Linked DNA regions of Homo sapiens: region 2 is linked to region 1. The links are chromatin loops, found by intact Hi-C in ENCODE. Cell type or tissue: sigmoid colon. All regions are shown on one strand. Each heading gives the region's core, and the rest is flanking DNA. Links, peaks and the distances in the headings are about the cores only.

Evidence for each region. Hi-C counts contacts between places; a loop is a spot of excess contacts. Peaks named below come from ENCODE experiments on the same cell type or tissue, not always from the same donor. Only the 100,000 strongest peaks of a DNase experiment are listed, where the experiment ranks them.
Region 2: it touches region 1 in a loop (4-fold over the local background); 62 of 110 quality-filtered maps call a loop at or near these places.

The regions. Positions count from the first base shown.
Region 1 is chr2:203,647,623-203,654,068 of GRCh38, forward strand. No RefSeq gene overlaps it. Among named protein-coding and RNA genes, the nearest start is that of CD28, 56 kb to the right of the region's middle. In sigmoid colon, for the core only: a CTCF peak has its summit at 3,948; DNase peaks (open chromatin) are centred at 3,298 and 3,861; H3K27ac peaks cover 1,413 bases.
Region 2 is chr2:203,481,439-203,487,884 of GRCh38, forward strand. The region is part of intron 4 of RAPH1 (Ras association (RalGDS/AF-6) and pleckstrin homology domains 1); the gene reads right to left. Among named protein-coding and RNA genes, the nearest start is that of RAPH1, 51 kb to the right of the region's middle. In sigmoid colon, for the core only: a CTCF peak has its summit at 3,004 (motif pointing right); no DNase peak of the experiment used is centred there.

The DNA.
Region 1 (6,446 bases), core at 2,417-4,916:
GTATGTGTGTATATATGTATACATATATATTTTTAATGTAAATGATATCATATTCTTTTGTAGTTTGCTTTTATTCAACAATCTGCCATGGAGATTTTCTTTCCTTTAATGAGTGTTAAATTCTTTTTGGCAACTGCAGAGCAACCCATTGTATGGATGTGCCAGAATTTAATTAATCCCCAACTGATGGACATTAGGTTATTTCCAGTTTATTATTAAATAAGCAAGGGCTGAGTTAACACTTTACCCCAAGAGCTTATCAGTAAAGTAGATAAATTCCTAGGAGTCTGATTCATGTTACTGATTTGCTTTTCCAAAACTGGCTTGCTTTCTAAAACCTTATTTTATATATAAATATTTATATACATGTATATATGTAATATATATATTTTACCAGCTTTCATTGCTACTAATAATATCTGAGAGTATAGAAGGAGATTTTTCAGTTCACTGACTTGAAAGTCTTCAAATATTCAGAATTACTATGCATTAATTTTGGCAAACAGGTGTCAAATGTTCTTAATGAGTAGGTTAAATGAATGTGGTAGTAATGATCAGAAGGCAAAACGAGTCTATCCAACTGTTTGTCAAGTAGTCAGAAAAAATCTCTTTTTTCTTTATGCCCCTACACACAATACTTTGGGTATACCTCTATTGGAGCACTTTTAAAATTTTGACTTATATTCTTAGGTGTCTTTCCAGTTAATGTTAGCTCTCTGAAGACAGGAACTGCGCTGCAATCCTGCAACGATCTCATACAGTGTGTTTGTCCCTTAATAAACTTTGTGGATGAATAAATAGCCACAAAATTTTCCATTTGCTTCTCCTGCATTTAGAAGCATCCACTTCCCTCTCTTCCCTTTGCTTTTGAAATATAAGTGTAATATTTGCCCAGGGTAAACAGACTTGGAGCTTGGGAGACAGCATTGTGTAATGGATGTTAATTTGGCCTGATTTCACTCTTGGCTCTCTGATTTGTTAGATCTATGAACCTGGGCAAGTTGCTTAAGTCCTAGTTTTCTCTTCTGTAAAATGAAGATAATAGATTCTACTTCAAAAAGTGTTGTATGGATTAAAGGAGATCACATTTTAAAGCCTTTAGCAAGGTGCCTACTATAATACTTGATGAAGGATAGCTATAACGATTGCTGTTTCCTCAAAGGTACAGATATCCTAATATATATATATATATATATGTATGCATGTATATATGTCATTGGCTATTTCTTGCCTTCCATTCTAGTGGACACAACAACTTCTGGGTTGAAGGCAAAAAGAACCTAAAAGTTAATAGAGATTAGGGGCTTAGGCTCTCAGTAAAATCAATTTGGAACATATGTCAGTTGATAAAAATTAGATTTTTATGACGTTTTCAAAACAAATGCTTGGAGTATTGAAATAGGGGAAGAGTAGGATTGGGCTAGGTAGTAGTAACCATAAGAGTGTTTTATTAGGGTAAAAAAAAAATAACTGTAGGCCCTATCTAGCCTAAAGCACCACATTATACAATTCCAGGGAATAAAAAAACAAAAATAAAAATGTAAAAGTTGAACTACAGTGACCTTTGTTCTTTTCTAACTAGCAACCAACTTTTCATAATGACAGCCTACTTGAGTCTTTTTGCACTAGGGTTATTATTAGTTTTTACCAGGCTTACCTTTCTGCACTTGAGCATATGTACCTGAGCTTATTTTCCATGTAACAGTTGAGTCTTAAAAACGTGGGAACGGCCAGGTGCAGTGGCTCACGCCTGTAATCCCAACACTTTGAGACACTGAGGTGGGAGAATTGCTTGAGCTCAGGAATTCCAGACCAGCCTGGGCAATATGGAGAAACCTCATCTTTGCCAAAAATACAAAAAAATTAGCTGGGTGTGGTGGCGTGTGCCTACAGTGCCAGCTACTCAGGAGGCTGAGGCAGGAGAACTGCTTGAACCTGGGAGGCAGAGGTTGCAGTGAGCTGAAATTTTGCCATTGCCCTCCAGCCTGGGTGACAGAGTGAGACTCCATTTCAAAAACAACAACAACAACAACAAAAAGCACAACTCCAAAACCAAACAGCAAGTGCTTTTTTAAAAGTTTATAGAGCAAAAGATGGCAACATCTTCTGAACATAATAAGCATTTTCAAATGTGGGTCAAAGATAGCTCCTTTTGAAAGGCAGAATTTTTAAAAAGATGAGCAAAACATTTACTTCGTGGAACTTAGTGAATATCCTCTTCTCTGTAAGCAAAAATACACTTCTCCCCATTCCTCTAAGGATGCCAGATCCTGATTCATTTTCTGTTCAAGACTCAGCAGAAACACAATGCTCCATTTTATAGAGGGTTATTGCAACACAATGACGGCACTATAATTTCTGTCAGGGTGAAGTGCTTCACTTGGCTTTGGGCCAGTGAAACTCAGTGTTGTTTAGCCCTTCTGTAATTTTGGACACAGGCAAATACCTTCATGTTTATGCATTCTGTATGCTTTTAGGAAGCATTTTTAAAATGTGGTTTTAACAGCATCTCATTAGAAGCAGCAGTTGGATTTTCCATGTGACCAGATTTCTTATCCCTGGTGTGAACATTTAGTTTTTAAGGCATTGCAAATGAAAGCACCACCCACTTCTGAGGCCAAAGCAGTCGTAAAACCCCTTTGTCAAAGGAAACCTGTAATTGTAAAATTCCTCCTTGATTTCATCGTTCATGTGGACTGAAATAGAGTTCCTCTTTTTTTTTTTTTTTTTGGTCTGGTTATGTGGTGTGTGGTCATTCCTTTTTTTTTTTTTTTTTGAGACCAAGTCTCGCTCTGTTGCCAGGCTGGAGTGCAGTGGCACGATCTTGGCTCACTGCAATCTCTGCCTCCTGGCTTCAAGCTATTCTCCTGCCTCAGCCTCCCGAGTAGTTGGGATTACAGGTGTGTGCCACCAAACCCAGCTAATTTTTGTATTTTTAGTAGAGACGGAGTTTCACCATGTTGGCCAGGATGGTCTCCATCTCCTAACCTCATGATCTGCCTGCCTCGGCCTCCCAAAGTGCTGGGATTACAGGCGTGAGCCACCGCGCCCAGCCCCAGTGTGTGGTCATTCTTAATGTTGTTTTGAAGAAGTTATAGACAGTTAAGGAAACATCTTAGAGAACTGGCCAAGCTCTAAAGCTAGGCACATTTCATATTTTTGTCTATTTAATAAAAAAGGACAAGACTGTTTTCCCGGAAGCCTCCTGGTCCGACTCCCAATACCTGCCTGTGGATAGCACTGTGGACTTTTGTCCCAGAAGACTAGTGTCTGGATAAATGTTTTGTAAGCCTTACTTCCTGGATGGGAGCCAACTGATTGCTTACACGTGATACTCATCTCCCCATGAACAGTCATGGTGGCTGCTGTGTACTGGAGTCCTGCAGCTGTAAAGGGGACACGCTAGAAGGAGAGAAGGGAACAGTCCTTTGCAGGAGCACAGCTGTGTAGCAGGCCTTTGATCCAACAGCAAAACCAAGCCTAGCAAGTTAGTTATCTCATTCCTTTTTAGCAATATGACATGACGAACATGCTGCAATGACTTCCAAATACTTCCCTCCTTTTTGCTTAGATTGGGGGTAGAATGAGGATAGAAAATGAGAGGTCTAGGGAAAAACAAAGTATTTGTGTATTCAGACATTTATTGACTCTAAATGCAAACATTTACTAAGTCCTCTCTGCAGGCCAGGTACTGTGCTCAATGTTTTACATGAGTTCTCTCTCTCAATTCTTACCATAACCACCAAGTAGATAAATCCCAACTTCTGTTTAGCAGTTGAGGAAATTGAGCCTTTGGGGAGGTTAAGAAACTTGCCCAAGGTAACATAGTAGTAAGAGGCAAAGCTGGGACTCTATCCTGATGCGATGCCAAGCCTATGCTCTTAACCACTGTGCTATACTGCCTCCCTGTGTTAGAATATCTTTTATCTTTTATCCCCAGCACTGTGGAAGAGAAGTAGAAGATAACAAACCTGCTACATGGTAGATGCCTGGAGATAATATTATGTATGTTTGCCATTATATTATATTCTTATGTTAGGGTACACTAAATTGCTATGTTCTATTTGAAACAACCAGGAAACCTAACTGGGCTCAAGCAAATGTAATTCAAGCTGTTTGATCTCTAAAATATGATTATAATGATCTCTTCTTATTGGCCTCTCTGTCTGTCCCTGGCTTTCTGAAGAGATCTTTTGTTTTGTATGTACAGTTGTTACTGAGAAATACCAGCTGCAGGGGAACAATTCATGACATTACCTTCTCCCCAGCATTTTCCCTCCCCACAACCCCCGGTCCTGGAGAGTGCTGTTATTTTGAATGAATATGATTGACAGAGATGGGAAGGTCTCACTTTTGTTTATCTTATAAAATTTACTGAAGCCAAAACTTCTCCAAAAGAGGTCCCAGCATTTTCCTTTGGTTCAGACACAAACCTTCAGAGGAAAATAAATGCTCCGGTGAAACATAGTTGAAAGACAGAGAGGCAGAAGGAGGAGTAACACTTTTAGGAGTTTCAAGCACTGTGATAGCCATTGACTTTTATTTTTGGAATCCTGAGGGATAGTTACATCTCAAAGCACAAACTAAAGATAATTCCCGAGATTATTGAATGTCCTCTGATAGAGACATCAGATTTCAGGTTGGTCTAATTTTCTTTGACTACTTATTTCTGAAAATTGTCTGTGGAATACGGAGTCCATCCTTAAATTAAGCTTTCCCTGGCTGGGCGTGGTGGCTCACACCTGTAATCCTAGCACTTTGGGAGGCCAAGGCGGGTGTATCACTTGAGGTCAGGAGTTCGAAACCAGCCTGGCCAACATGGTGAAACCCCATCCCCACTAAAAATACAAAAAAATTAGCTGGGTGTGGTGGCTTGAACCTGGGAGGCAGAGGTTTCAGTGAGCCAAGATCGCGCACTGCACTCCAGCCTAGGGTGATAGAGCAAGAGTCTGTTTCAAAAAAAAAAAAAAAATTAGGCCTTCCCCTAATTCCATATTCTGTGTGAGGGAGTTCCCTTAGGTAACCTAAATCAGAATAAATCTGTATATATTCCTCTGGTCTTCCATACAAGTATAAAGCTTTCTGCCATACTAGAGGCTCGCAATCTCCTGTGTTTGTAGCACACTTTCAAGTGCTGTAAGTATTGGCAACACACATAGGGGCTTAAAGGAATTGAAACTACACCACCATGTTCAGTATGATATATGATAAAACAGTATCTTATGGTATCCATACAAGTACATACAGCAAAGGTACAGCTCTTATGCTTCCCTTTCCACGCCACATCTAGGTTTGAGGACTGCTCAGTTTACTGCCTTTACCTTGATGTCTTCATTTTTTTTTTTTTTTTTTTAGACAGAGTCTCGCTCTGTTGCCCAGGCTGGAGTGCAGTGGCGTGATCTCAACTCACTGCAAGCTCTGCCTCCCAGGTTCACGCCATTCTCCTGCCTCAGCCTCCCAAGTAGCTGGGACTACAGGCGCCCACCACCACGCCTGGCTAATTTTTTGTATTTTTAGTAGAGACGGGGTTTCACCATGTTAGCCAGGATGGTCTCGATCTCCTGACCTCGTGATCTGTCCACCTCGGCCTCCCAAGATGTTTTCTTTTATGTTTGGGGAACAGTGTTTCCATGTTTTGGAAAACATGTAATTGTTCTTTGCTGCAATCTGTCATTACGCCACAACTTTTACTTTTTGCAGAATGCATCTTGATAGACCTCAGTGTAACCATATGTATACTCAGTTGCAGCAAAAATAGATTTTACAAAATTTATTTTACCAAACAAATGGAGTGCCATAGCATACTGCTGGAAAACCACTGTCTTATATACCTGAAGAGTAAATCACAATAAAAAGAAGAGCAGAATGAGGCCGGGCGCAGTGGCTCATGCCTGTAATCCCAGCACTTTGGGAGACCAAGGTGGGCGGATCACTTGAGGTCAGGAGTTCGAGACTAGCCTGACTAATACGGTGAAACCCCGTCTCTACTAAAATTACAAAAATTAGCGGGGCATAGGCCTGTAGTCCCAGCTACTCAGGAGGCTGAGGCAGGAGAATCTCTTGAACTGGGGAGGCAGAGGTTGCAGCTAGCTGAGATCACACCACTGCATTCCAGCCTGAGCAACAGAGTGAGACGCTGTCTAAAAAAAAAAAGGAAGAACAGAATGAAAAAATTGGAACAGCATCGGAGGGTCCTTGCCCAGTGGCCCTACACTGGCATCTGAAAGCAGAGCTTTGCCCTTCTCCTTGTGGGATGACAATGCGAGGCTGCTTTTCCAGTTAGTGCCACTTAGAGTTGGCTGCTCTGGGAGACGTATGGACATGAGGTTGCTTGGTGAAGCCTGGATAATGTGCCAGAATGTCAGTGGGTTCTTATAGTTTGATGATGTAGAGGTGTGGATATGCGGAGAATAACATTATATATATACTTAAAAGTTAGCACTTGT
Region 2 (6,446 bases), core at 1,554-4,053, 170 kb before region 1:
TTTCTATTTTGCCCCCTTTTCTCTTTATTCTACTCTCCTTCTACTGGATATTATATAGCCGGTAAATCTGTAAATGTTTTTAAAACTATTTCTTTTTGTTTTATAGCCCCTATTCATTTTAAATAGATGAATATATATATATATATATATATATATACACATTTTTTTTTTGAGATGGAGGCTCGCTCTGTCACCCAGGATGGAGTACAGTGGCATGATCTTGGCTCACTGCAACCTCCACCTCCTAGATTCAAGTGATTCTCCTGCCTCAGCCTCCCGAGTAGCTGGAATTGCAGGTGTCTGCCACCACGCCAGGATAATTTTTTTTTTTTTTTGTATTTTTAGTAGAGACGGGGTTTCACCATGTTGGCCAGGCTGGTCTCGAACTTCTGACTTCAAACGATCCGCCCACCTCGGCCTCCCAAAGTATTAGGATTACGGGCGTGAGCCACTGCACCAGGCCACATGAATATATTTCTATTATTGTCTAAAAAAAAGGTCCTTCACCAGCCCTCCACAAACCCAAAACAAAAACAGACCTAAACCTAAAGATGCTTTTTACTTCTGCAGAAAAAAAAAACACACACACACACAGATTTCCAAGAAACACCAACAATAAGAGTCAAGGCATATGTGCCAGTGATTATTGGGGGGGTTTATTTGAAATATGTTTGTGTGAATTAGGCTTTTCCCCTGGATTTCACTAAATCTTCAGCCTCTTTTTTCATCTGATACCTATTCCTTTATTTTATTTTATTTTACTTTTTGAAACGGAGTCTTGCTGTCGCCCAGGCTGGAGTACAGTGGCATCATCTCAGCTCACTGCAACCTCTGCCGCCCAGGTTCAAGTGATTCTCCTGCCTCAGCCTCCCAAGTAGCTGGGATTACAGGTGCCCGCCACCATGCCTGGCTAATTTATGTATTTTTAGTAGAGATGGGGTTTCACCATGTTAGCCAGGATGGTCTGATACTCATGACCTCAGGTGATCCGCCTGCCTTGGCCTCCCAAAGTGCCGGGATTACAGGCGTGAGTCACTGTGCCAACCTTACCTATTCCTTTAAATTTAGCAAAAGGTTTTGCTGAATCTTAAGAAAACTTGATGATTGTGTATATTATGATGAAAAAAATCCTTTGAATTTGCTATAAACTAATAGCTTTACAAAGTATTTTCATTTTAAAAATACACTGTCATGTATAAAATTCCAAATTCCAAATTAAATGGGCATGATATTGTATGCCTGAGGACCCAGCTACTCAGGAAACTGAGGCAGGAGGATCCACTGAACCCAGGGAGCAGAGGTTACAGTGAGCCAAGATGGCACCACTGCACTCCAGCCTGGGTGACAGAACGAGAATCTGTCTCAAAAAAAACAAAACAAAACAAAACAAAACAAAAAAAAGGTAATAATATGGCAGAGTAAGGGGAGCTCCATTTTTAAATAGCATAATCAAAGAACGCCTCAATAAGAAAGTGACATTTGAGCAAATTCCAGAAGGTAGCTAGGAGAATGTTACACAGAAGACTGGGGAAAGGCGTCTGGGCAGGGTTGAATAAGTGCAAAGGCTAAGAGGCAGGCTCTGGCTACTGGCTGAGAACAAGTATGGGACAGTATGGCTAGTGGGGTAAGGGACAGAAGGAAGAAAAATAGGTGGTAATGGGAAAGCAGATCAGGCAAGGCTTTATAGGCATTATAGGGGTTTGGGCTATACCATGAGATGCAAAGCCTTTAGGTTTGAAAAGAGATGATCTGACTTATCTTTCAAAAGGATCACTCTGGCTGCAGTGTGGATGATAGACTGTTAAGGGAGAAAGGTGAATGCAGAAAGACCAGAAGGAAGCCTATTCAAAAATCTAAATCAAGATGATATTGGCTTGGTGGCAGTGAAGGCGGTGAGAAGTGATCACATTCTAGACATATTCTGAAGATAAGGCCAACAGAATTTGCTGCTGGATTGAAAGGGAGGTAGAAAGAAAATAAGTAGATAAAGACTCCAAGGAGTTTGCTTGATGAACTAGACGGATGGAATATCCATTATTTGAGATAGAGAAGACAGTGGGAGAAATAAGTTTGAAGAGAAAGAGCAGGACTTTAGGTTTAGACCAGTTAAATTTGAGCAATCTATTTATGATGGTTAATTTTAGGTATCAACTTCATTGGATTAAGGAATACCTAGAGAACTGGTAAAGCATCTGGGTATGTCTGTGAGAGTGTTTCCAGAGGAGATGGTGTGTGAACCAGGACTGAGTGGGGAAGATCCATCCTCATTGTGGGTAGGCACTATCCAATTGACTGAGGGCCCCAGATAGAACAAAAAAGGCAGAGAAAAGGTGATTTCCTCCCTATCCTTCCTAGAGGTGGGACACTCTGCTCCTACTCTTGGATATCAGAACTCCAGGCTCTCCAGTCTTTGTACTGCAGGCCTTATACCAGCAGCCTCCCTTGGGTACCCAGGCCTTCAGCCTAGGACTGATAATTATACCATGGGCTTTCCTGGTTCCGAGGCTTTTTGACTTGGACTAAGTCACACTACCACCATCCTAGGGTCTCCAGCTTGCAGACAGCCTGTCACATGACTTCTCAGCCTTCATAATGGTGTGGGCTAATTTCCATAATAAATCCCCACTCATATCCTATTGGTTCTATCTCTCTGGAGAAATATAATACACAATTAGACATCCAAATAGAGATATTGATTAGAGATGGAATATATGCACCTGGAGTTCAGGAGAGAGGGACTGGCCAAAGATACCTATATTTCCTTAAATCTAAGAAGATTTGATGCTGGTACTTTCTTGATCTTTATTAGAAACTTTCAACAGAAGGACTTCATACAACGTACTATAACTGCCACCTTGCTGATCGTGACTAACAGGTGCCACACGATTTAAAATGTGGTTTCTCAACCTTGGCTCTATTTTGGGCCAGATAATTATCCTTCATGTGGGCTGTCCTGTGCACTGTAGGATGTTTAGCAGCACCTCTGGCCTCTACCCACTAGATGCCAGTAGTAGCACACGCCCTTGATGGACAACCAAAAATGTTGCATATACCCAGCAGGACAAAGTAGCCCAAGTTGTGAAGCATTGTTTTACAGGGATTAAAATGGGGGTGGGAAGATGTGGAAAAAAAGCATATGGCTGAGTGGTAACCAATTTAGCAAATCCAAGAGAAGCTGAATGCTGGGCCAGCACTGGAGAAAAGCAGAGGAGCACTCAATTTATATCGTGTAACCTCAGAAGTCCTCAGAAGCAAGAGTAGACAGGTGATGGTGCGACTAAAAGCAGGAAGAATGGTTGAAAACACATTTAAGAAAGCAGCTAATTCTCAGATTCCCTCTTTTACTCACTCACCCACCAGCAGTGGTCTCAGGTACAGATTAACATTCGCTGACAAGACCCAACAGACCATAGCTTGAAGCCAGATTCACTCAGTTCTGAATAAATAAAAAGAGACATGCCATCTTCTGAGGGAGTCCATACAGCTCACCACAGGCCCTTTTTGGGCCCATAAATAGCTCATTGTAAGGGAAAGAGACCACATGGTAAGTGCAGAAAACACCCTGGCTTAGGGAAACTTCATGCTCCATGGGAACCAGCAGTACCTTTTAACAGCCAATGAGGTTAAGTTCCAGGGCCCCTTAAAGAACACGTTCATGCTCATTTATAAGAGTTACACTGCTGGCCAGGTGCAGTGGCTCCCACAGTGTAATCCCAGCACTTTGGGAGGCCGAGGCAGGTGGATCACTTGAGGTCAGGAGTTCGAGACCAGCCTGGCCAACATGGCGAAACCCTGTCTCCACTAAAAAAAAGAAATACAAAAATTAGCCAGGCGTGGTGGCATGTGCTTGTAATCCCTGCTACTCGGGAGGCTGAGGCATGAGAACCATGTGAACCTGGGAGGCGGAGGTTGCAGTGAGCTGAGATTGCGCCACTGCATTACAGCCTGGACAACAGAGTGAGACTCTGTCTCAAAAAAAAAAAAAAAAAAAAGAGTTACACTGCACACCACGAAGTCAAGGTCTATGTCTTTTCATAGGCTAATTTATTCATTCATGGACAGTCTTCCTGGTCCATATACACTCACCAACAGGGGTCAGTTTCACAATAAACAATATTACCTGGAGATATTCTATATTTAATTCTTAATCCAGTATGTGTCCAGGAAAAGAATGCCAGGAGAAGGAAAACCCAAGGTCATTTTCCACGAAGAAAAGGACTCAGGCCTACTGTTAACCCTCTCTACCTAGAGCAGTGGTGATTCTCAATTGGGGGTGGATTTTGTCCTACAAGCAACATGTAACAATGTCTACGGACGTTTTTAGTTGTCACAACTGAAGAAGGTAAATGTGTACTACTGACATCTAGTGTGTACAGGCCAGGGATGCTGCTAAACATCCTACAGTGCATGGGACAGCCACTCACAAAACTATCTAGCCCAAATGTCAATAGTGCTGATAGCTGAGAAACCCTGACCTAGAAGGATTTGATGAAAGTTCATAGACTGGAACAATGGGGACCATCCTCATGTTCCAACCCTTCTTTCCCAAATGGGCTACTAAAACACTGGCAGCCAGCATAGAAGACTGGAAGAATCTTCTCCAGAGAAGCTCACCAGCCTAGGAAAAAAAACCTAAGGATAATCCTGAAGACTACAAAAAAAAAAAAAAGAAAGAAAAGAAATAAATAGAATTTTAAGAAGATGCAATTAATGGAACGCTAATTTGGCTTGAACCAGAGAGATTTAATCAACTGGGAGAAAGTCTGAAGTTGAAACAGTGATCACCATATAGAAAATTAAATATTTTTAAACATATATTCATTCCAGTAAAAGTAAAATGATATTCCAGAAAGGGGATGTAGTCACAAGAGTATATGGAGGTTAGCAGTAAATTTCAAGTATATAGTCATTTTAATATAAACACTGAATATGAGCTCAATCAAAATATATTTGGAGAATGGAAAAACAGGAAGGGAGAAGTGAGAAGAAGCTGTATATAGACAGCTATACCCTCCATCTTCTGGAGTAGAGTGAGAAGTCAATAGGTAATACATACCACTAAAAAGAAAATCAAGAAATGGCAATGTGTATGTAGACTTAATGATAAAGAGGTAAAGTCCCTAAGAATCAGCTAAATGAGCAAAAATTGCTTACCTCTGGAAGCAGAATATGATGTGTATGTGAGTAGAGGATAGTTTTCCGTAACATATCTCATAGAACTATTTAACGCCATGCATGAAAAACTAAAATATTTTTAAAACTGTATTTGCACTTAAAGACAATTTGATACATGAGTTCAGGATATATTAAGCTTGCCTCAGTTTACTTTATTTGAATCAGAACAGACTAGACCTAGGAAAAAAGCAAATGGAAGCAAGTTCCGGGTTTGTTAAACCACCTTTCTATACTCCTAGGTGAGGCAAAAGAACAGGCTAGCTAGATAAGGCTTTTTAACTCCTTTCCCTGCTATAGTCCTGGTTTACTCACCAAACCTTACATTAAACTCTTATATTAAACATTATACCATTGAGCACTGGTATCTTTGCAGTATTCACAGTGATACCCATGGATACCACTAGATACCATTTGAAGTGCGCTTGCTGGGAGAGAGGAACTTTTCACGTTTTACTTCAATTTGCCCCTATACTGTATGAACTTTTATAATGAGCACATTTTACAGACAGAAAGACATGCATACGGTATTAGAAGATCCTTAATGATTAGTTTATAACTTGTCCCTCACGCATCTTAATCCAACTCAAAATACTGTAAACTGATTGGAAGGAATATCAACATACAAAACAAAGAATGGCCAAGAAAGCACATCCCTAATAAAATATTGCTCATATCCTAGCAGGTAAATCTAAAGGACATGAAATGATACATATTAAGTAGCTGGTGGCTAAATATAATTCCCAGGTATCACAAAATAGAAATCAGTTTTTTTTTTCCTTTTTTTTTTGTAGACGGAGTCTTGCTGTTGCCAGGCTGGAGTGCAGTGGCACGATCTTGGCTCACTGCAACCTCCGACTCCCTGGTTCAAGCGATTCTCCTACCTCACCCTCCCGAGCAGCTGGGATTACAGGCATGCGCCACCACATCCAACTAATTTTTTTTTGTATTTTTAGTAGAGACAGGGTTTCACCATGTTGGCCAGGGTGGTCTCAAACTCCTGACCTCAGGTGATCCGCCCGCCTCGGCCTCCCAAAGTGTTGGGATTACAGGTGTGAGCCACCACGTCCGGCCTAGAAATCAGTTTTCAAGTTCTCTATAGAATATATACCACTTAGATAAGTTTCATTTTAAATAAATGAAAGTTTATTCTTCAGATTGATAAGATTCGCTTTCTTTGAAATAACTCAAGTTTATCTCCAAACCACCATGATTCATACTCCTTTTGTGCTCCACAGTACCAAAAACAAAGCTACGCACATGGGTGGGTACCA